Regions from separate parts of the Mus musculus genome. Here all the other regions are linked to region 2. Evidence: chromatin loops called from intact Hi-C (ENCODE). Cell type or tissue: left cerebral cortex. All regions are shown on one strand.

The links. A loop is a pair of places that touch in the nucleus more often than their neighbours do. Peaks named below come from ENCODE experiments on the same cell type or tissue, not always from the same donor. Only the 100,000 strongest peaks of a DNase experiment are listed, where the experiment ranks them.
Region 1: it touches region 2 in a loop (2.6-fold over the local background); 4 of 42 quality-filtered maps call a loop at or near these places.
Region 3: a loop joins it to region 2, with 2.8 times the contacts of the local background. A loop is called at or near these places in 2 of 42 quality-filtered maps.

The regions. Positions count from the first base shown.
Region 1 is chr9:112,722,247-112,730,246 of GRCm38, forward strand. No RefSeq gene overlaps it. Among named protein-coding and RNA genes, the nearest start is that of Gm24957, 200 kb to the left of the region's middle. In left cerebral cortex, a CTCF peak has its summit at 3,427; DNase peaks (open chromatin) are centred at 612, 1,204, 3,459, 5,060 and 1 more place; H3K27ac peaks cover 2,222 bases.
Region 2 is chr9:113,018,552-113,026,551 of GRCm38, forward strand. No RefSeq gene overlaps it. Among named protein-coding and RNA genes, the nearest start is that of Gm36251, 100 kb to the right of the region's middle. In left cerebral cortex, CTCF peaks have their summits at 745 (motif pointing left) and 4,554 (motif pointing left); DNase peaks (open chromatin) are centred at 628, 1,177, 1,725 and 7,752; H3K27ac peaks cover 3,334 bases.
Region 3 is chr9:112,232,451-112,240,450 of GRCm38, forward strand. Arpp21 (cyclic AMP-regulated phosphoprotein, 21) reads right to left here and starts at 862. Exons shown (of 21, transcript NM_001362020.1): 1 at 642-862. It also overlaps a transcript of 2900079G21Rik not described here. In left cerebral cortex, a CTCF peak has its summit at 3,172; DNase peaks (open chromatin) are centred at 2,235, 2,806, 3,134, 3,448 and 1 more place; H3K4me3 peaks cover 4,126 bases; H3K27ac peaks cover 6,162 bases.

The sequences.
Region 1 (8,000 bases), 300 kb before region 2:
AGGCAGATCCTAATCACAAAGATAAACGGTCCGAGTGTCTCAACTTGTTGAATCTGTTTGAAGAGTCTGCGCCCAGAAAACCTAGGAAAGAAGAGTCCAATTCCTCCCTTTCCATGGCAATACGATGTGTCTGTGTCTCATGGAATATACACTCACATTTAATTTTGCAGAACTATAAAAGCCCTCAGTTTGCACTCATTATGGATAGAACTCCCCATAGCCAGGTGGATGGGAGGCCTGCTCCTGGGATGGACCATGAACCAATTCTCTCAATTGTCTAGTGTTTGCTTCATGGACTCATGAGCCAAGTAGCTGTTTGGCAGCCACAAGAACTCCCGGGCAAGTTCCGCAACTTGAAACCCCGAAACAGTCCTTCCATGATCAACTGCTGTGCCTGCTGGGTATCCAAATTACCAACGGCAGAGGTTACATCCAAACACTGATATGGCTCCATTCCCAGGTTGAAGGTGGGGAGAGATTCATCAAGCCTCCTAGTGAGAGTTTGATTACATTGGACCCCTTCCATCATGGGAAGAACTGCAATCTGTTCTTATAGAAGGAGACATCTATCCTAATGCAAAGTTCCCTTCCTTGTGTAAAATTCTCCCTTCAGATTCATCTTACTTGAACAGGACTGTCTCTCAGGTGCAGGATGGCAGTTCACGATGCTCATCTCCACCCTACAATTGTGGAGTCTTACTCTGCACTGGAAGTAGGTGATAGGATTTGCCCTTGGCATTCTCTGGCTAGAATGTGTCCTATCACCTAAAGAGAATTGGCTTTCTGCGACAGCTTTCTGCGACAGCTTCCTGCTCTTCTGAAGGGAGATAGCAACTTGAACAAACATGGGACAAGATTTATCTGAGTTAGAACATATCACTATCATGAAGCAGGGTGCGCACAGAAGTGCTCTGCTCATCTAAAGAGTAATTTATAGAATTGTTGCTTTTTATTATTTCTTGTGTGTGTCCATATGTGTGGCTCTGTGTGCATATATCTGTGGGTATGCCTGTATGTGTGTGTGTATGCACGTGTCTGTGTGTGTCTGTGTGTACATGTGTCTATGTATATGTCTGTATGTGTCTACATGTGTCCCTCTGTGCATGTGTCTCTGTGTGTGTCTCTGTGAATATCTGTGTGTGTGTCTTTGTGTTCCTGTGTGTGTGTGAATGTAGGTGTGATCATAGTACAATGTTCCTGTAGACACAGAGGATAACATCTGGGAGTTGATTCTTGCCTCCCAGCTAGTTGATATAAGATCACCTCTTGCTTTTTTTGATGCTGCTCTATATAGTCCCAGCCGGCTTCTTTCTGGCAGGGTTCCTGCCCCTGCCCCTCATCTTTCCTCAGACTTCTGGCTTTAAACACACACACTGCCACTGCATCTGATTCTTTTACAGATCAAACTCAGGTGAAGAAGCCCACATGGCAGCTCCTTTCCCTGCTGAACCATTCTTCTGGCTGCAGAATCTTTTTATTATTAAAGTCACAAACTTGATTGCATTAAATTTCCTAGTTCCTAAGAGGAAAAAAAATTTTTTTTCAGAGAACACATTTCTAGAACCCCAAATTAGAAATCTGAGACTATTTATTTGCCAAACTGGTCTTTGATCTGGCAGACATAGGACAGGGTTGGGGGAAATGTTTCAATCCTTAAAAATAAAAGGGAATCTGTCCTGTTGCTGCAGAACAAATGTAAGAAAGGCTGTCTTGGTATCAGAAGTGAGGACCCTCCTGTGAGCTGGACTGTCACTTCGGTATCCCAACTTGTATTTGCTATTTAAATCCTTTGTAAGGGAATTCTATTCTTGGTTATTGTTTAAAGCAGTTGATCAAGAGAAACATGAAAAACTACTCCAGGGTGTTACAGGAACAAAGAGAAAAGGAAACCAAGCTTTATGTTCAAATTTAAAATGATAACTTTAAACAGCTGTGTGTCCCAAGGTTAAAAACAAGCAACGCCAATTTAGAAAACATGGAGAAATATGTAGGAGATGATTTAGTGTTTACAATGGCTGATGGATAGGGATAGAAAGTCTGGAGACTGTCTTTGGGTGATGTCCTCTGATAATAAAGAGCCACGAAGAGAAATGACTTGATCATATATGCATTCTAACAAGCCAAAAGCATCTCAAGCAAGTAACTGGATGACTAACAGACATTCCGTGAATGGGTGAATGAATAATTGAAGGAAGGAAAGTGAAAAGTGCAGCCAGGAAACTCTGAAAACTCTTGAAGGAAGAGATCAGAATAGGTAGAGAAACATTCTTCAAGAAATATGCTCTTCAACCTGGCGGCATCCCTCCAGACACACACAGTCTACACACACACACACACACACACAGAGAGAGAGAGAGAGAGAGACAGACTACAACTGCCAATGACACAGGCTGGGACATGCCAGATGTGGGTGTCAATCCCAAGTTCTTCCATGCTGTCCTTTAAAGAATACTTAAGAAAGCAGAAAACAGAAACAAGGAAAACAACCAAAGGGTGTGTGTGTGTGTTGGGGGAACCTTTCTCTCCATTCTAACTCTCTCAAAGCTGAATTAAGATGGCATCTATTTTCCCATCAAGATGTTCCATAAGATTTATTGCCAATATTGTCTGTGCCAAAGTCAGCCCAGTGCTACACAGAACCAGTACAGTACATTATACAATGGCAGTCGCGTTGGCTGGGAGTGGCTCCATATTATTGAATTAAAGACTCTAGGTAGATATTTGAAAGAATCAAAAGGTCATAGAATTACTCATACAAAGCACCATGAACTACAGCCACACTTTTTTTTTTTTTTTTTTTTTTTTTTGTCTTTTGAGTGCAATTAGGCTGAAGCCCACAGGGAAGTCACCAGATTGCAGTCTGCATTTAGCAGGGACAGGAACTGACCCTTGTGACTAGGTTCGGTAGCAGTGTTGTTTATTTTCTATTATCGGCAATGCTTAGCATCATGATATTCACACAGCAGGCTGATAACATTGGTTCTGAAGTGTGCAGTATGCTCTCTCCCACATAGAAGAATTTCCACAGGCAAATTACTTAACCCCGCTGAGCCACACTTCCTTAAATTGTAAAAGGAGGGATAATACTGGGCAGCATAGTTAAGAGGATTAGAGGTTGTTTTCTCTGCTGAGCAAAGTTTCTATTATAAAACTCCTATTATTCAGGCATTAAATCTTGCAGGGGCAATTTGTAAAGTAAGATTCCATTTATTTAAATCAAGGAAGCAAGAAAGAAAACAGGTATGAAACGTTCTGCTAGACTGCTTCTACACTATCCTCAGTCTTGTTTATCGGCATTCTGCCATTATTCTTGCTAACATACAAAGCAAAGGGTTTCATCGTGGCTTTAGAGTGTGAATGTCATTTCTCTTTGGTCTTCCTTTCCTCTTGCTCCACCCTCTTGTTTGTCGCCTACCTTACACCAGGGGGCTCCTTCCCTCTGTTCCAGTGTCAGTGTCACGTGCATTCCTGCAGTCATCCTTTTATTTCTCAGTCCTCGCCCCCTTCATAAGCTCCTCCTCTCAAGGCAATGTTCCACTTCTACTATCCCAGCTCTCCCCACCTCACTCAAGTTAAAATATGCAGCCTGCGGATGAGATAAAACACGCAGTACTTGTTTTTCCGCAACAGGTTTATGTCACCTAACACAATGAACTCCAGTTACACCCATTTTCCTGCAAAGTCACAATTTCAATTTTCCTTATGAAGGAGTGAAATTATATTGTGTGTATATTCCTCATTTTCCCTGTCCACTATGTGTTTTTAAACATTTAGGCAAGTCCATTTCTTACTTGTCGATACTGCAGAAAAAAAAATTGGATGTACACGTGTATCTAAAGTATATTGATATAAAGAGCTAAGGGTATATATCTGGGAGTGATACACCTAGGTGATATGAGATCTGCTCTGGATGGTGTGAGATGGAATCTCAAAACAATTTTAATTTGTATTTCCCTGATGGCTAAAGATGTTGAAACTTTCTTCAGTTTTTATTGGGAATTTTGCATCTTTATACACTATAGTCCATAGTTTTCTGTTGTTGTTTTGTCTTATTTAATTTTTGAGGGGGAGGCTGTGTGTGGTGTGTGTGCATGCATGCATGTGTGTGCACATCTCCTGTATTTTGATGTTAGGTTTCTGAACTCATATCCTCAAGCTCTTCAGCCCCCCAAGCCATCTCCTCAGACCCTAGGTATTTCATTGCGACATTATCATTGTTACAAATAAGATTGATATGTCACATGTAAAGCAAGCCTGCAGTGGATTCAGGCTCAGTGAGAGACCCTGTCTCAAGCTAACATCATGGAGCACAAGAGAGCACACTGTCTAACACCATTCTCTTGCTTTCATGGGACAAACATCTTCACATACATGTACACAAGCACATACATATGCACACATGACATATTCAAGGGAAATTGCCTAAACAACTCTATATAATATTTTGGGAATGACCACAAATATTGCTTGTAGGTTGTCTGATCTTGGGTGATTATTTCATCTGCTTCTTCAGACTGATAGTTTTGCCACTTTTTAAAAGACTTCCTCCAACATTGAATTATTTCAGTCTTTGTCAAAAAATGAGCTGTACTGCTGAAAATTTCAACAACTGAAAAACACATAAATCATATGTGATATATCCTCTATAGATACAAAGACACATGTTTGCATACATGCATAAGGCAGGCATGCATGGGCACACCCATATGACCATGTACATATATCACTATACACACCCAAAGAAAATGTTCTTTTTTTGTTTGCTCTCTGTACACACATACATATATACATATCACACATATCTGGATATATATTTGTATCTATGCATTTATACCATCTGTATATGTCTATATGTGGATGTGCAAAGATACATATAAATATGTAAATGTATGCAAATCCCTCCATCTCTCTTTCTCTCCTCTATAACTTGTTACTGTGACTTCACTTCTTCCTACATGTGAAACTGCAGAGCAGTGTGCTTTTGCCACCATTACATTGTAAAATCAATACTGAAATCAGGAAAAATAGCCTACAAGCTCTCTACCTGCCTCCTGGGTCCTTTCATCACAAAATGGCTGTTAATGAGTCATAGAAAGGACTTAGCGAACATTAATATCAGACTACCTACAATGAGGTGCTAATTAAAATTAAGTCCCTTCTTCATTTAAGATGCAACAGGAAAGGAAACCTGATACAGGCCAAGCATCACTGTGAATTTTAATTAAAGGAGATTTGGGAGTGGGCGAATTCCAGAGAATCACAAAGATCCATTCAGCAGATAGAGCGTTTCCTCAGCCTCAGTGCAAGGCAGCTGAGGGTGCCCGCGTGTCATGGAAATCTCTCACTTCTTCGGATCAGCACACCACTTTCAGTGTAATTATGAGGTTCATCCTTAAAATTTGTTGATTTCATATTTGCCTGCATGTATGCTGACGAAAATTAATTAAACTTAAATTGAACACATCAATTACAGCACCTCTTCCAGCACGTTATTCCTCCCTGATTATGTACCCTATAAAATTGCTTTAATTTTTAATTCTGTACTTCAAAGTCAAATAATAATATGTATTTCTAATTAAGCCCGCTTACATATCTCACTGCTGATTAAACCGTTTTAATATTTTATGACACCAGTCACCTTAAGTTCCTACCTCTGACAGCTATTGCCTCTCTGCCTGCCTTTCCTACGCCATACATCTATCTTATCAAGGCACCTAAAACTACCTACTTCCTTCATTCTGGTTTATAGTGAGAGAAACGGTCAACATTTCTAGTCTCAAAATGAGGAGACAATGAAGAAGAAAACTTCTGAGATGACGAGAGAAATGCCTTGGATACCATTGCAGGGATGTGTACGTTGTTTTTATTAATTTTTCTCAGCTTGCCTGTAGCTTACCAACGGTTGAAATTTGGCTTTTAAAATCTAGGGAGGGGAATGTAGGACAAGCCTGACACCCTGATACAAATACCCCTAACCACAGCATCACTGTGCCAACCACATTAAAGCCCATCTTTCTAAGAACAGAATCATACAGTGATGAAATGCAGCTAACATTTTGCCAAGAATCACCACACGCAATTTCCCTGATTGCTTTACTGCATCCTTAGAAAAGGCTACAGCTGAGAGGACCTAGGTGTAGAAGACTTAGAGCAAAGCATGCTGGGGAAAACCGTTGCTAAGGAGCAGAATCTGGAAGGTGGTTCAAGACCCTTTGGTCCTAAGATGGCCCATACTGCCTTCATTCATTCTGGTTCAATTTGCTGCCCTAATGCGTTTTTTTTTTAATCAAATTGAAACTCAACAATGAATTGCTTCTAATTCAGAGCTCTAGGATATGTACCTTGGAATCCAGAGAACATTGTATCATTAGATACGAGCTATCTAATTCCTGTCCTGCATCCCTTTCCCTTGCTTTACTTAGCCCACTTAGCTGGGACTGAGGTCATGCAGGTCACAAGTCTGCTCAGGAGGAATTAAATCCCAGGCTTATTTATACCAACAGAGCATGATCACCATGAGGAGCTGTTCCATGCCACAGGTTTAACACTTGGATGAGATGAGCATTTAAAATAGTTAAACGTGGAAAGATGGCTGGACATGACTCTTTTTTTAAAAAATATTTTTTATTATTATGTATTTTCCACTTATCTGGAATCCCAGCACTCAGGCCAAAGCAGGTAGATTTCATGCCAACCTGAAGTGTAGATGGAGAAAAGAAAATAACTTTTAAAGGCAGAAAGGAAGGATAGAAAGAAAGAGAAAAGGAGAATGGGAGAGGGAAGAAGGAAGGGTGGGAGGGACGACCGACAAATGGAGGGTCGAAGGAAGAACAATCTGTAAAACATACATGCTATTGCCTTAGAGCATGAGAGTATGGTACCCAAAAACAAGTAAATGAAGGTACCAAAATGCCATCCTTGCAATCATGGCAGCAACCCTTGCCTACTGAGGGCTTGTACAAGACTAATCCACTGAATATTCAGTCAGTTATCAGTGGAGGGAAGGCTCATGGGCCTTGCCTCACCCCAGCCAGCAAATTGCAACAGAGGGTTACTGGAACACAGGAAGTCATTGCCTTAGGGTAGCTACAGATGAGCCATTCAGGTTCCAGGGATGTCTCATATCTTGCCCATGTGATAACCACAGTGAGCCTTAAAGCATCACAAAGCAAAATAGAACAAAAGACAGGAAAGTTGGATGGTAACTTGGTGGCAGTAAGGGTGGAGTCAGGGTGGGAGGTAATAAAGGGTGGAGGGATAAGGATGGCCTGAATATATACTGTACATGCACAGAATCACCAAATGATATATTTAAAAACTATATAGTGGGCCAAAAATAAAAACTATTAAAATGGACTATATCAGAATTAATAGGACTGCATTGAAATATAATATAGAATAGAAAAATCATAGAACATAAAAAACAAAAATCAGATATTTTCAGAACCTATGTGTAAGGGTATCCTGAAACAGAAAACAAACAGCCCATCTTAAAAAAAAAATAGACTAAGAGAACATATAGCCCCAGGTGGAGGGCTGTGTATGATGACTGCCTCATGCCGTTCATGAAGGTGGATACAAATGCAAGAGCATACCTGGGACAACAGGGAGTGTGGGGCTGAACTCACCTCTCTAGCCCATTTACACAAGTGAAGCCTGTGCCCCAGGGAACCAGAAATCTTAAAGGAAAAGTCTATCACTTCTCTCTGCCTCTAGTATGTTCTCCTTTCTCTCTTTCACAACAAGAATGGGCGTTGGAGCGGAGGAAGTCAATGGGAGGCCTCTTAAACCCAGATAAGACCTGGCCCCCTTAAGGCAGGGATCTCTGGATGCTGGGCCATCTCTGGCCAGTAAACTTGGCATTGGCTTTATTGTGCTCTTTTTGTCTTTAACTCTTTCATCAACACAAACCTTTGCACAAGTCTAGCCAGGACCAGAAATCAAACCCTCTTGACGTAAACACTTCTTAATGTTCTACCTGCCGATATTTGTGCACAGGA
Region 2 (8,000 bases):
GCTCTAATTAGACCCAGTGGGTGTTTTTGTTTTCAAGGACATGAGGGAGGGGATGTGAAGGCTCAGAGAGGAGCTACATGGCATGCTGGGGAAGAGATATGTTTAAAATATATTATACACAGGCATGGGATTCTCAAGGAACATATAAAATATTTTACATACAAAACAATTGTCTTTATAGAAATTAAATCAGACTCAATTTCATGTTGTAATTTTCAAAGGGTCTGAAATATGATTCAGAATGCTTGTGGGAAGTGTAAGAAGAATTAAAAACAATTTAAAAAAACTGTTTGGAAAAGTCATTCTAGCAAAGAACAACAGGAAAATGACTAAGATGCTGAGATTTTTGGACAAAGGCAGCAGATAAGCTAGTATAAAAAATATTCCTATGTAAATGTCATAAATTCTTCAGAAAATAGGAGTTAGAAAATCTGAGGTGGGGAAAGGACATGAAATAGAGACAAGCAGAACTTTTAGTCCGGAAATGCAACAGACTAAGGTCTCAGAGAACTGACTCATGGTGACAACAGAAAGAGGAATGGGGAAAGTATGAGACAGATCAGTGAGAACCACATGAACCAAAGAAAAACCGTGTATACCAAAAATTAATTTAAAACACCACTGAGGGCTAAGGGGGGCAGGGTCAGCAGTCAAAAGTGCATATTGCTCTTGCAGAAGTTCTCTTCCCAGCACCCAGACGGCAACTCACAACTGTCCACAATTCCAGTTCCAGGATATCTGACGCCCTCTTCTGGCCCCCACACACAGAGTTCACAAACATACATGCAGGAAAAACATTCATACACACGCAATAAACAAATGTAAAATAAGCCAACCAACAGAAAGAAAGAATACAAGAATAGAATTTTCTGACTTTGAAATGTTTGTTCCTTTTAGTAAAAGCTGAACATTATCTCTATGAGATATGCACAGATATTCTGTCTTAGGCCCATATAATTTAAAGTACAGGAAATGTTTAGGGAAGACCAGGGTTGGGCCGGGGGGGGGGGGTCATGGATGTGTGGGAGGGATCATGGTCAGCTTGAAAAACAGGCAGTGAATGCAACAGTGGGCGCCACTCCGTGAGGATCAGTTTAGGGCAGCAAATTACTGCCTGCATCCCTGGGACCATCTGCTCATACCAGCAGCTTCTGAGCATAAACGGAGGAAATCTCGGAGGAAAATGTCTGCTCCGTCCTGGAAATAAAGCCAAGAATCAATTTAAGTGCCCAACTGGATAGATGACAAGAGTCTTTTCTGAAATAAACCTTTAAACTTTCTCTCTGTGAGAACAGATACCACCAGGGACCCTTCAGAGGAGAATAAAGCTGTCCATCTAAAACAGTCCCTGTGTTTCCTGCAGGAAGCCGGCACTAAAAAAGAAAAGCATCAGATGACCCTGGTCACAGGGACACTGAAGACTCCAGGCTGTTTGGTTCAGTGAATTTTCCTACTAAGTAAAAGATGTTCGATGGAAAACATTCCAAAAACAATCAAAGGGAGAAAAATAAAATTTCTCTCCTCCCACTGATTAAAGGTATTTCCTTTCGTAACCTATGTACATAATTTTACCCAGCTGTGGGCAACAAGAGTTGCCCAGTGGTTAGCACACTTGCTTTGCAAGAAGAGAAGTGGAATTCAGGTGACCAGAACCAACATAAAGGCTGAGCAGGCACCGAGGCTTTGCGTGTTCGCTCCAGAAGTAGAAACAGGAGATCCCCAAGGCAAGCTGTCTAGTTAGACTAGCCAGAAGTGGTGAGCTCTGGGCTAGCTGAGAAACGTTGCCTCACTAAGCTATGTAGAAAGAAATAGAAGAAGAAACTACATTTCAATTTCTGTATTCCACACACAAGTGCACACATATGCATACAGACCCAAATACACACTAGTGAATGTGCACATACATGCATGCACACCACAAACACGAACACATAAAAAAAATTTCTGATTATGGAATATTTTATGTTCATTTCTTTATTGGTGAATGTCTTAAAGTTTTACTGTTGTGAACAGACACTATGACCAAGGCAGCTCTCATAAGGACAACATTTAATTGGGGCTGGCTTACAGGGTCAGAGGTTCACTCCATTATCATCAAGGCAAGAACATGGCAGCATCCAGGCATCATGGTGCAGGAGGATCTGAGAAGTCTACATCTTCATGTGAAGGCTGATGGCAGGATACTGGCTTCCAGTCAGCTAGAATGAGGGTCTTAAAGCCCACATCCACAGTGACACACCTACTCCAACACTTTCTAATAGTGACACTCCCTGGGCTATACAAACCATAACACTGAACATATATCTAAGCACATACTAATGTCTTAAATAGTTGCTATAAGGGAGACTATTTTAATTAAGTCTCTGAAATCTAGCTCATCATAAAACATACTAATTTATTTTAGTTTCTTATTTATTCCTGTTTATTTGATACTACTACTTTATCATACACCCACTAGTAATAGTCATGTGGCTCATAAACTTAAGTGGCTCTTCCTTCATACTCTTTGGCGAAATTGCTGTAATGAGGCAACTTGATATGTAGCCAAACTATTTCTGGAAGTCTCTCTACCATGCTATGTACCAACAAAAGGAAAACATGTGAACCCACATTTTCCTAAGCTCTAGACAGCAAAAGGCATTGCATAGCAACCTGCTAATCTTCTTACCATTGTTTCTATTTTATGTATTCTACAGTTGCCACATTTCTTTAGAATTCACATGCAAGTATGCATGATGAGTTTGCACAAGGTATTATATTATCATTTAATATCATTTTGTTGACTTTTAATGACTGATATTTTCATTTCATTCATATATTTAATCTTTTCATTGGGTCATTTTCAACAAAACTTGATATAGAAAGGGAAATCTTTCACACGCATGCACACACACAAATAAAAATCATCCTTTTAAAAGAAGGCAGATCCTTCTACTGTAGGCATCTAAAGCTCTTCACTGTGCCATTTTTATAGCAACTTGAAAGTCAGTGAAATGGCAGAGGGGACAAATATCCAACTCAGTGCCAGTTCTCATACCTCTGTCTTCCCCTGTGTTCATCTTGTGAACCACATGCAGGACCTATTCAAGTTGCCTTAAATAGGATCCTATGTGCAGTGAAACATCTTACCCAGGCCTACGTGAGCAAAGCCAACATAAACCAGACCAGCCATCTGTCCTGAACTACACAAAGTCAAAGTACAGAAGTAGTCTTTCTCTAGATTAAAAGCATAAAACCAGTTTTTACATCATGTCAGACTGATGTATAGATTTCAGTGTAAGACAGAAGGGTTTGAGGTAGGAAAGAACTCCAGTCATAAAATGCATGACAACCAGAAGGCAGCCAAAGAGAACAGTCTAGAACTTCAGGAAAGAGAGCATCTCTGAGCTGGTCCATACCTAGTGACTCTGCCACACTTCACAGCCGGCATCTCGAGGGCACCTTGCTAGCATCAAGACTGAATGTATCTGGCTCTCTTTCTTGGCAGGACTGCTCACAGCAGGCACAAACCATCATGCACAGGCAGAGCTCAGCACTGGCCAGCTTGCAAAGAGAATTTAGCACTTGTGCTCACAGTCACTACCTTTTGTGGGCAAAGTCAAGAGGAGAAGAATGCCAGCTCAGCTTAGTATTCATCTCGATAGACCTGACTTCCCCATCAACTCTACCATTCTGAATCAATCCAGTTAATCTAAATGATGGTTCTGGGCTCTCTGGTTGCAATTATAGAGGCTGGGAAAGATTCCATGGCAACTGGACATGATATTTGATGAACAATTTTTAATTACTACGAATGCCTTTAATGAGAAAGGGCCTGAAATCCAGCAGAGCAATAATATGCATATTAGCTTTAGGACTGAGCCAGCTGAAAGCAACACACACACACACACACACACACACACACACACACACACGTGCCACAAGCTCAAAGCCAGTTATGGGCTTATCAGAACTGCAAAGCAAGGTCTGATGAACTCTGCTCTCTTGCCTGCAGCTCCTACATACCCAGCTTCTCCCATTATTTCATGGATGTTCTGATAATTACGTTGCCATGGGCATCCCAGAGTCTGGCTATTTGAGCAAAATTGGCCTCTCTGATCAAACTATCAATCTCTTGCTATCCTAAGCTCACAGCCTGAAAGGGGTGATTGTGATTAGTGTTTTTTCTTGGGAGATGAACTCTTCTCTGGCACAGATGCATTTATTTTTTCAGATTATCACATTGATGGATCGGTGGGTGACCAGAAAAATTACAGACTCTCATAGCACTCACAAGTAATACTTAGCTCTTCTTGGCTCTCGTAGTGGAAACTGTCTTAAGGTTTCACAAAGTGAGAGTTTGCCTTTACCAAAAATAAAAATAATAATAATAATATTAATTTAAAAAGACAAAAGCAAAGGTCCTCTTTCAAGACATCTAGAGTTTGTAGAGATGGCTTAACAATAAGCATGTTTGCGATTCTTACAGAGAACCAGGGTTCTGTTAACAGTACACATGCAGTTCACATCACATGTAACTACAGCTCCAGGGAAACTGATGCCCTCTACGGGCCTCTGTGAGCAGTGCACTCATGTGCACATATTCACATCAACACAATTACAGATAATAAATTTTAAAAGAAATCTGCTGCAATATTTGTTTTTTACGTCTATAAGCATGTCTTAGTTCTTGTTTTATTATTTTGATTTTGTTCATTTACATAATGAATTTTACACATTTGTGTTATCATCTCCTTCCTTTCTTCCTGCTTCTACTTCCTCTCTTGCTGGAACCCCTTTTCTCACATTGCTACATTGTCATTTTTAAAACAATACATTCCATCGAACATATAGAGTTGCATAATCATTTCAGCCATCAGGATAGAGTATTTTAAAGCTCATAGTAAAATAAAAATTTCCCCTAAATGTCCACTTGAAGCCATAACCTCTCTGCACCCTAGTCCCTGCCAACTAAACCACTGTCCTATTTTTCTGTGATGGCTTTGTCTTTTCCATTTATTGTTTAATAAATAATATAACACATAACTTTCTGAGCACAAATTTTTAGTTTACTATAATGTGCATAGGGTTCATGTATGCTGTTTAAATTTAAATTTAAAAGAATACTGTTTAAAATTGTTATATAATATTCTGTTGGATAGATTTGCAGTAGGTTGTTTGGTTATCCATCCACCAAGGAAATGAGTTACCTTCAGTTTGTAAGGTTACCAAGCATACTGTTATAGGTATTCATTTATCCAGTGAAAAATTCATGACATTTTTGCACAAATGCAAGTTTTATTCCTATATGCCAAAGAAATAAAATGTGCTGTGCAGTGACTATATTTATTTCTTTATAAAATTATGAACTAAATTTTCATTGTGGCTGTCCCAGTTTGCATTCCCATCAGAAATGTCTGGCATGTCCAGGCACTCTCTATCTTGAACACAAGGTTGTTGCTTTGGGTTTATTTCATGGCTTTTGCTATTTCTGTTTTTTGTTTATTTGTTTGTTTGTTTTTGTTTGCTTTTCCTTTTGAATACGTGTGCATGCTCTTTCATTAGATCTTTAACTTCCAGAAACTCTTAGGACTTTAACTGACTGGAGATAGGGTTTCCTGCCATGGGTATTTTTTATGTTTCTTTTCTCTTTGCTACTGTGTCAGTGAGAAAGTTTGCTGACATTTCCCCTCAGTTTTGTACTTTAGTATAGAGTATAGGGGTTTGCTATGCTGTATGTCCTACATTAGACAGCAGACTCAAGCATTCTTTTCCCTCCCATACTTTTCATTTCTACTCTATTACCAACCCATATCATGGATTTCACAGATCAAATATTGCATTTCTTGATGCTAGGACTAGAAACTTTTGTGTATCCAAATATTACTTTTTTCCCTAAAAGTTCTATACTATTAGGGTATACATTTAGTCAATGATCCATTTTGACTAAGTTATTGTCTAAAATGCTAGATATAATTCAATATATATTATTTATACAAGTTTGGTGAGTCATATCTATGTCCTTCAATATCTAAACTTGATATTTTACAGCCTAGCAGTCCATGAAGTGATGAATGGATAAAGGAACTATATCATGCATTCACAATGGAATATCCTCCAACCATGAGGAAGAACAAAGCTATGTTGACCTAGAGAAAGAGTGAATGTAGGGATCACCCAGTTAAAAATTACAAACCACTGTAAGGAAAACTGATACATGTTTCCTCTCATATGTGGAATCTAGATTTTCACAGACAGACAAGCAGACATGAAGGAAGGAGGTTTAAAGGGAAAAAGAACAGGAAACAAGCTGGGACAATGGAGGAAGAAAAGAAAAATATCAAATGCTTTCTCTTCTATAAGGTATCTAGATTCAAACAGACTGAGAGGACAGGATATGTCAGGGTGAGCAGGATACCAACAGGATAGAGAGGGAAAAGCACAAAGAGTCATAATGCACAGGCATGTGCGTGCCATAAGGAAGCCTGCCATTATGTATACTTACTAAAAATAACTTTAAACTCTATGATATATTCAGGTTATCTGTTTATTTGATGTGTTTCAGTAGTTTGTGTCTTTCAAAGAATTAATGCATGTTTAGGCCACTGAATACAGAATCATAGTGAAATCATTAAAGATAAGAGAAATGCAGACCAAAAAACCCCTCAATTGTCTGGTTAGTGCCTATACATTTTCTATCTAGGAGATTTTCTGTTCACACATTGAAGAATGCACATCTTGCTTTTGTGGTGTGAAATACTCAGCAAATTTCAATTTGGTAAAGTTGTTGTAGGGTGTTTGGCAGTTATTGATAGTCCTGGGATTTCTTTGTCCAGTTCTTCTATTAATTACTGGAAGATTTCCAGGGGCTCCAGCTAGCACTGTGGGGAGATTCTCTTTGTCTTCTTGGGTGTCCATCTCTAATTGATGTTATTGGAGCCATTGTTGAACATGTATATGCTTGGGATGGCTATGTGCTTCCGATGGATTGGCCCCTTCTCAGTAAATCACTTTTCTCTTTATCCTTCACTAACGGAGTTCATATTGTTTCATGACATTCATATAAAAACTTCATTTATTTATCTATTATTTTAGAAAATCTAAAATCACAGTAACAGAAAGCTGAATTATGGGATAATAGTATTAAGGGGTATTCTCCAGGGACTTGAAGACTCATTTGCAGGAGTGTTTAGATCCACTGTCTTGACTGTGGCTTTATGTCCCAGATGTATGCAGATGCCAGATCTAGCTTAAATCACTTAGACATTTATTAAACAAGTTGTTTTTAATCCTACTTCAACCATGGAGTTTTAAAACTCAAGCTCATTTTAACTGACAGTTCATCCTTTTTAAGACAACCCTAACCCACTGCAACACTGTCTAAGATTTGCTTACAGCTAGTAGGAAACCGATGAAGATAGAAGGACTGGAGATGGGCAGAGGGGAAGCAGAGGAAACATAGGGATTTCTAGGCATTGCATCCTGCTTAGTTTCCTCCGATGCATTTGTTTCCATCCCTTGGTGTAACTGAAGAGAGCAGCAAGGAGGAGGACAAAAGTCTGAGGTGGACAAGACACAGCAGGGCACCTGAGATACCTCCTCCAACAGCACACTCTCCCTACATCTCTGGGCAAGTAACAAAACTCTAATACATTTAAATTTTCAAAAACTGGGGAAAAGAAAAAAACAGGAACAAGCTAAGATTCTGTTTTCTACAATGGAGTGTTACTGGGTGACCAACACTCTGGAAATGGGCACTGTGCCCAGGCATCCTTGGTCAACACAAAATAAACTTCAAGTTTTTATGAGTTGTGTGTATGTGTGTGTGTGTGTGTGTGTGTGTGTGTGTGTGTGTGTGTGTATTTAAGACAGAGGGATTAAGTACATAAACTCGAGTGGGTAGAGAGATAGGAAGTTGGGAAAGGAGAAAAACATGGTCAAATTAAAACAATATTTTTAATTTTAAAGGGTGGGGGGAAGTAAGCCCTTCAGAAGAAGAAAATAGTAGAAATGTTTGATGT
Region 3 (8,000 bases), 790 kb before region 2:
AGACTGCAAGGAACTCCTCAGTGCAGCACGCTCTAACAGGGTGATTGCTACAGTTCTCAAGTAACCACACTCAACTGAGATCTATGACAAGCAGTCACTGAGAGATTGGCAATGTGCAAATCTAATAAAACACACACACACACACACACACACACACACACACACACACACACACACTTGTCTGGGTCTGAACTGAATTACCAGCAAAAAGAAATCACCATATAGTGAATGAAATTAAGTCACCAAGAAACCTAATGGTATTCCCCGGAGGAGCTGTTTAAGTTTCTTTAAATATGCCTCATCCAAAGTACTGTTAAATAAGCACTCACCGAGAGGAATAGTTACTTTGTCATTCGGACGACATAAATCATACCCGGAAAGGAGAAACTAAGACATGTATAATACAATGGTCTAAAGCAATGCCTTTAAATTTACACAGAAACCAAATCATATTAGCACAGACGAGCATAGCAAGAGATGATCTTTTCCCAATCTTTGAGAATGGAAACATGTATCACTTTAAAAAGACATCTAAATGTATTCTCTAGAAATATAAAAATAGCCTGCCAGTCAAAGCGATTAGAAAGCAAAGGAAGATGAGGACAAAGGACACTGAGAATCAGACATAAGCAGGTACATACCTTGAAGGGCTACATAACCCCGAAGACAGGGTCTCTCATGTTAAGATCACTCTGCTATTTGAAGGAAGCATAACTAGCCCTAGTGCCTTCCAAATGACTGTCTTTCATGAAAATGACATTAGCTAAAATGCCACTCAGACATCAAGCCCTATAGTAACATAATCCTGAAAGAGAGGGTCTACTTAGGCTGAAGAGCATATCAAAGGCTCTCTGATTTTCACAGAATTACAAAAAAAAAAAAAAAAAGGAAACAAGAAGTGCCTCCCTGCCTGCCCTGTCTACTTTGCTGCTTACTTAAAGCAGTAAACTGCAGAGTTGGGTTCCAAGGCAGATGAGGAAAGGGTGGGCACAGTTTAGATTTATTCTGCATTGGAGCAAAATTTGAAAAAAAAATACAGATTCATTTCCATTCTAGAGACTGTCATTCTAGCTTGCAGAAGCTGCATCCTTTGAGAAGGCAGAGAGCGAAATGATGGTCTCCATCTGCAACACGTTCTTAGGGGGACCATTTCTAGCAACCTCACCGTACACCTCCCATCCCGCCATGACATTACCTTCCTCATTGCTTTTTTTTTTTCTTAAGACTTAGGCTCCAGTCTTAGTCTGTGTCTGTAAAAGGTGATCAAGCTTTGAATTTAATACATCCGTGACATCCATGCTAAGCCATGTAATTTCTCTTCCGAAGAAACTTTTTAAAACACTTGCCTGATACAGATCCAATCCTACTATCACATTTATCACCCGAGACAGATAACGTTACACCAGAGGCTGTCATGGAAATGACTTCAAGATTTAAAAAAAATAAAGCAAAAAATTATCCTCCTCTCCCTCCCTTCTCCGACCTCTTGGGACCCAGGACCTCTGTGGTAACTGAGGAAAGTGACAAGTTTTCAACTGAAACAAGAGAATGTCCAAACTTGGCACCATAAAACCCATATAAAATTACTGGAAACTTCTGTTACAGAAAGCATCGTCCCTTTCAATTCCCTTCCCAGATTTCAATTTCTGCCTGCTTTGAGGGAAAGAGAGTCCACCCATGCCTTCCGCCGAGACATAGAAACAAGATAAACAACACAGAAACGACAAACAGGTCAAAGGGAAAGCACAGATAGATGGTAGAAAGAAAAAAAAAGGGGGAGGGGGCAGCAGAAGCAGAAAGCCCCAACAGCCAGACACAAAGGGCTTGTGATGCTCATGTCGGAAGACTTGGCTCTTTACCTGAAGGAACAGTGGAGTGACCCAGCGTCCCGGGTGCCTTGACTGACTGGATTTCGTTTGGGGCTTTTGTGAGTAATTATTGTTTCTCAGTGAATGCTTTGGTTGGGTCAGTTTGGTTTGTGGCTTGCCTTTGTTGTTTGGTCGATTTATTTTAACTGCTAGCAAAAGGAGCCCTTGGCTTGGAGGCAGGGGTCCTCGCGCTGCCCAGGCACAGCGCTGGTGGGGAACGCGTGGCTGCGGCTGTTGGACTGTCACCGCTCCGGACGCTTGGAGGTCTTCGCTGCTAGAGAGTCTGTATGTCACCACAGGCTGCTGAGCTCCTGTCTGTCTATTTGCCTGTCTGTCAGTCTGTCTGCTTCAGGAAAGGGGTTGGGGGTGGTGTCCAGGCTTTGCTCTGCTCCTCTCTCTTGGGAGTAGCCACCTTCTCCTGCAGCCAGTCCTTGCGCTGATCTGTCCGCCCCTCTGCGACCTGTGGTCCCACCAGCAATGCGGGAACCAGGTGACTGTCGTTGGAGCCCGCAGCGTCTCTGCTACTTTGCTACTTTGCGCTCCGGCCACTTCCCCAGGTCGGGTGGGAGGAGGTGACTGCAGGGAGCGAGTGCACGGGGCTGGCTGTCCCTGTCCCTCCCTCTCCGTCTCCCTGCCCGCTGAGTGCTCCCTCTTCTCTCTCTCTCTCTCTCCTCTCTCTCCTCTTCTCTCCTCTCCTCTCTCTCTCTCCGCTCTCTTCTCTCCTTTCTCTCTTCTCTCTCTCTCTCTCTCTCTCTCTCTCTCTCTCTCTCTCCCTCGCTCGCAGGATTTCGATCTCTCTGGCTGAGTAGGTCCACCTGAGGGTCACTCTCGCAGTCCCGCCGGAGTCAGCCAGCCTCAGTGGTGCTCCCGACCGCCCCACCCGGCCATGCCCTCCCACAGGGCTGGCTAGGCTCCCAGGCAGCGCCCAGCTCCTCCCCGCCAGCCAAAGACGCGTCCAGCCGGGCGGGCACCAAGAGCACCGAAAGCATTGCACATGCCCGCCCCCCTCCCCCCAATAGTTCCTGCCCCAAGACCCGTGCTGGCGACCCCTCTGCGGAGGGAGATGGCCCTGAGGGGACGCTCAGTGATGCCCGGTCTCTGGGCCACCACGCAAAGCCGAGGCTTGAGCGCAGCCGGCACCTGCTCTGTGCGCCAGGCGCTGCCATACCCACTGCTCTCACCACCCCTGGGCTGGAGACAAAGCGCATGAGCCACGCGCGCGGCAGCGCGAGCATCATTAATCAGAGGAAACTGGCGCGCTGCCCCGGCCCCGCCACCCTGCCTCTCCCTCCCAGCCACCAGGCGCGCCCCGGAGCCCAGCCCTTACCTACCTCGCTGGGGTACCACCTCGAGTCCTAGGGATGTTTGGCCAGAGCTTCTGGGTTTCTGGTACTCCGTGCTTACTCTCCGAGGCCAAGTGCAGAAAACAGCCCGGGGCAGCAACACCTCACCCCACCCAAGAAATGATTCTCAGCTTTGAGCTCTCAGATGCCCAGGCTTTAGAGCTGAGAGAGACTACAAGTCCTGCTGCTCAGCGAGACTGGTCCTCTGGATGCAAGACCGCCCAGATCAGTGCTGCCTGCCCCACTGGGCGCTGATGCGCTGACTGAGAGAAACCTTGCACTGCAGAGCCCAGAGGGGTAGGGCTGGGGCAGGGAGCAGAGTTGACACCTGAAGAAATAAAAGCTCTGATTTACCCATTTGTTTTGGAGATGAGTACTATTTTTATTATGTGCAATTCTTTTTTTTTTCATAATCTAAGGGCACACTACCAAGAGGAGAAAAAAGTACAGTGAAGAGTGAATAAATTTCCGGAATACCGCCCACCCGCTAGCGACTATACATCCTACTTTCCGACAGCGTAGGTCACCAGCCAAGATAGCCCATTCTAGCTTCCTACCCCCAGCTGAGAGCAAGGCATTGGATTCTGGCCTTCTTGGCTGGCTTGTTATTAATGGGTAGCAAAATTATAGTCGTGCACTTCTGTGTGCAACTGCCAAAGCCCATTTTAACAATATCCAATACCGGAGCTTCTGAGATGCAGACAGCGAGTTAAGTGTGAATCTGCTGCAATGCACAATATATTGACAACAAAAGCTTAGCAGTTGGTGATTAGTAACCTCATGAACAAACCACAAATATATAACTACCATAAAATATGCCACGAAAATCTCTTCTTTTATTTATTTATTTATTTATTTATTTATTTATTGACTTCTATTTAGGTACACCTACCTTTAATGGTGGTCGTTAAAAATGAAAAAACAAAAACAAAAACAAAACTAGGCTTATAAGTCACATGGCTTCCGTGGTGTTCTAGAAGAGTGATTTGCATAGAATCTTTATGGTCATGCTGTCGTGTGTGTGTGTGTGTGTGTGTGTGTGTGTGTGTGTGTGTTCGCTCACGCATGTGTACACTGCGGGGAGTAGGAGGTTGGATTGGTCCTTGCTGCACAGATCATTATTTTCTATCTGTTAGTGTCTCCCTCTGGGTTTCCACTTCTGCAGGGCAGGAAAAATCCACAGCAGAAAGTTTCAGGCAAAAGGATCCTCCAGCTTCCAGGACTCATGGGCACTTTGGTTTTAGCTCCGTCTTTCCTGCTAACTCCTCTCAAAACGTATTGGTAAATGTTTTCCAGCCACTTCGAATGCAACAGAAAAAAAAATCAAAATATTTCTAATCATATCCCAATCATATCTAACTCTAAAAACCAAACACTAAGTTTCTTCTTGGGAAAGTGTGTAAAGTTGTGTATGTGGTCAGTGTAGAAACCTTCCCATACACACACACCCACACACAGAATCCAGTTCTGTAAACCAGAACAGAAATTGCAGCTTTTGAAAAGGAGAGGGGAATTCTGAGAGAAATCCTGGTTTTCAAAAACAAAACAAAACAAACAAAAACTCTATCACTTAGACCGAGGAAAAGTTTCTAAATCTTAACAATAATGGACAAACTGGATGGTGATATTTAGAGCAACATCTCTTGTGATTTTTTTAAAGCTCTGTTTGAAAATAAGTACACTTGGATTTAAAACATTAAAACTCAACTGTATTTTTTGTCTTTTCTCCATATATAAATGGAGCCAACAAATCAGTGGCCTAAGATGGCTCAAGTTTATTTGAGGCCAAGTAACTAATCAGTATTCAGCTATCCAATTTAAAAAAATTTGTGTCTTGGTGTGGGACTGAAATATCCTCTTGGGGCTATTAGGCAGGTAGTGAGCAATGTTCTTATTGTAGGCGTTTGGAAGGTGTGCACATTTCCTTAAATGATTTGAAGTGGTTCTTAACGGTTATGGCCCAGACCTTTCATTGTGTAAAATGAGATCTTCCATGTCGGACCTCTGAGTGATAAAGTCACAGTGGCAGTGATATCCTCACTTTAAAGATGCCATGGAGGAGTGGCAAAGCAGGAGGTGCTCTTAGATGTGAGGGCCCTTGAGTGTTTGCTGGTACTGTGTTTGCAATGAAGGAGTATGCCTGTAACCAGGTAACCCTAGCTCAGGGAGTTGAGCTCACCTATACACTGGCAAACATCTGAGGCTGTTGGCAAGCTCCTTTAAACACATATTCCCTGGAGACACTAAATTAGTGCCCTTTAATGAAGCTCTCAAATTGGATTTTCAAAATAAGGCGAATTGCTAGAATAACCCAGCTACCTTTATGAGCACCTTTTCAGCTGAAGCGAGAAGTAGGATTTCCGTGCTGGTGAACTTGCAACATTTCTCAACAATTAGGTTGTGAGGAACTCCACTTAAGGGCAGACACCCCCTCCACAGTAAAGGCCCACATATTCCCTAGAGAGACTTCTCATCCGCCTCGTATCCAGCAAAACTGGCTAGGGTCTATTAAATATCAGTCTTGGATTTGGGTTTCAAGCTTTAGAAATATACGTAAGGGAGAAAGGCGAGGAGAAAGATGGGGTAGGGTGAGGGCGGTTTGATAGCAAGATTAACATTTCAACCAGAAAAGTCGAGAGAGCCCCATTCTTACTTTGTACTCAGCCAAAATAACTCCAAAAACACATTTCAGAACATCAACAAAGAATGTTACATCATGTATGCATCTGAGCGTGAAGAAATGTCACGATCAAAAACAAAGAGGACTTCGGGGACTAGAAACCAAATGTTCCGATGGCATAGATCCCTTGGTCCCAACTCTGTCTCCTCTGCAGCAGGCTGTGTGCAATGTAAGAAAATGATCCCCGTGAGCAGGCAGACCACAAATGACCCCTGGCCTGCACTCTCATGAAGTGATGCTCTGTTGCCAAAGCAGATCAAGACGTTTCTTAAAAATAAACGTGTTTGCAGCTTTCCTGGAGCTTCCTTGGAATCAGAAGAGAGGCACTGGGGAGGCACAGAAGGCATCTGCTACACGGAGGTTTGGAAAACGGGTCAGGGAAAGATCTGAGCAACAGTAGACCAGGAAGGCTGCTGAATAAGTTATCTTGTTTCTTTTCAGCACTTCTTGGGTCAGATACATTGACACTCGAAGCATCTTGCTTCCCCACCTCCTCATGCTGGAAAGCAGAGCATGGTGTTTGCCCATTTGCATCCTGAGAAACCCCAGGCTCTCATGGGGTCATGCATGGGGACAGAGGCAGGAGGACTTTCTGCAGTGCAGGGGTGGGACACCCTTATCATCTACTATTCTAGGACCACTTCAGATAGAAGTATAGTTCCACATGGAACCCTCTAAAGGCATATTGCTTTCTATTTTGCTTGTGGAGTATGCATTGTCACATGTGGTCTGGGCACACATGTACTTGCAGTTCACATTCACATGTGTGTACGTATGTATGAAGGCCAGAGAATGACATTGGGGTCTTCCTCTGCCAATCTCCACTTTTATTTATTAAAGTGGGGTACCTCGCTGGGACCAGAGCTCACTGGTATATGGGGTCTAACTGGCCAGCTTGGCCAGGGCTTTTGGGGCTCCAAGCTCATCTGGCTTTCCTGTGGGTTCCCGGGATCTGAACTGTGATCCTGAAGCCTGAAAAGTAAGCGCTTTCATCCAACGAGCCATTTCCCCAGACAAAGGTGTTATTGACTTAAAAGAAAACAAACACACAGAAAACACTAGGCCTAAAAAATGAAAGTAGAGAAAAAGCACAAGCCTTAGGAGACCACATAAGAAAAGAGAGGTCGATATGTTATCCAGGAAAATCAGGAAGGACACAAAACAGAGCCTCAGCTGTGCCACACTAGGTCTATAGTCCGTCTCTTTTATAGCCTTTCCTGGGCACATAGATTCCCCAGGATGGACACTGGTTCCTTCCTCACACAGGAGCAGATGAGTGTCACTATCAGATATTTGGCTTCTTAGCCATGAGTAAAAGCTATTAATTAGGCATTACGGAGGGTGGGGGGGTGGGAGATGGGGACTAGCTATAGCCCATTTCTAATTCAATGCAGAACATCTGAATTTGAAATTATTTTCCAAACCTGAAAGTGAGGTGTGTGTGTGTGTGTGTGTGTGTGTGTGTGTGTGTGTGAATGTGTGTATATCCGTACATACACTTGATACTTCAAAAAAGACTTAGGTCTTACTAAAAAGATAATTGTCATCTCATATCCAATGTCTCCAGAAGGACAACATTACAGAATTATCTGAATAAATGTACAATTTGTTCTCTAAAGCCATTCTTCAAAGAACGTCTCTTTTTATTTCCTTTTCATAATGAAATTTACATTTATGCAATGTAAAGAGGCATTTTGGGGAAAAGAAGAGAATTTCAAAATCAAAGGGAACAGAATAAAACCTTTCCCAGAATACAACCACCCAAGTTGCCATGGCTTTTTGCTTAGCCAATCTCTATGCATAGGTATCTGCAAATCCGTGGATCTGTTTTGCAATAATGGCTTATAGAATACGTGTTATTTTATAATCCACTCCCCTGTTCCCTGCTCGCTTCTCTACTTTTAAATGAATCATAAGTTTCTTTCTGTGTCTTTGACTATACTGGTATGTTAATGACAACACAGTAGTTCATTAAATCTTTAAATGTACTTATGCTACAAGTAAAAGAATACATGAGTTACAACCTGGAAGATTTTATTCTCTTGAAAGTAAATGAATTTTCCCTCCTGAGGTCTCCTGTAGCCCAGGCTCACCTCAAACACATCATGT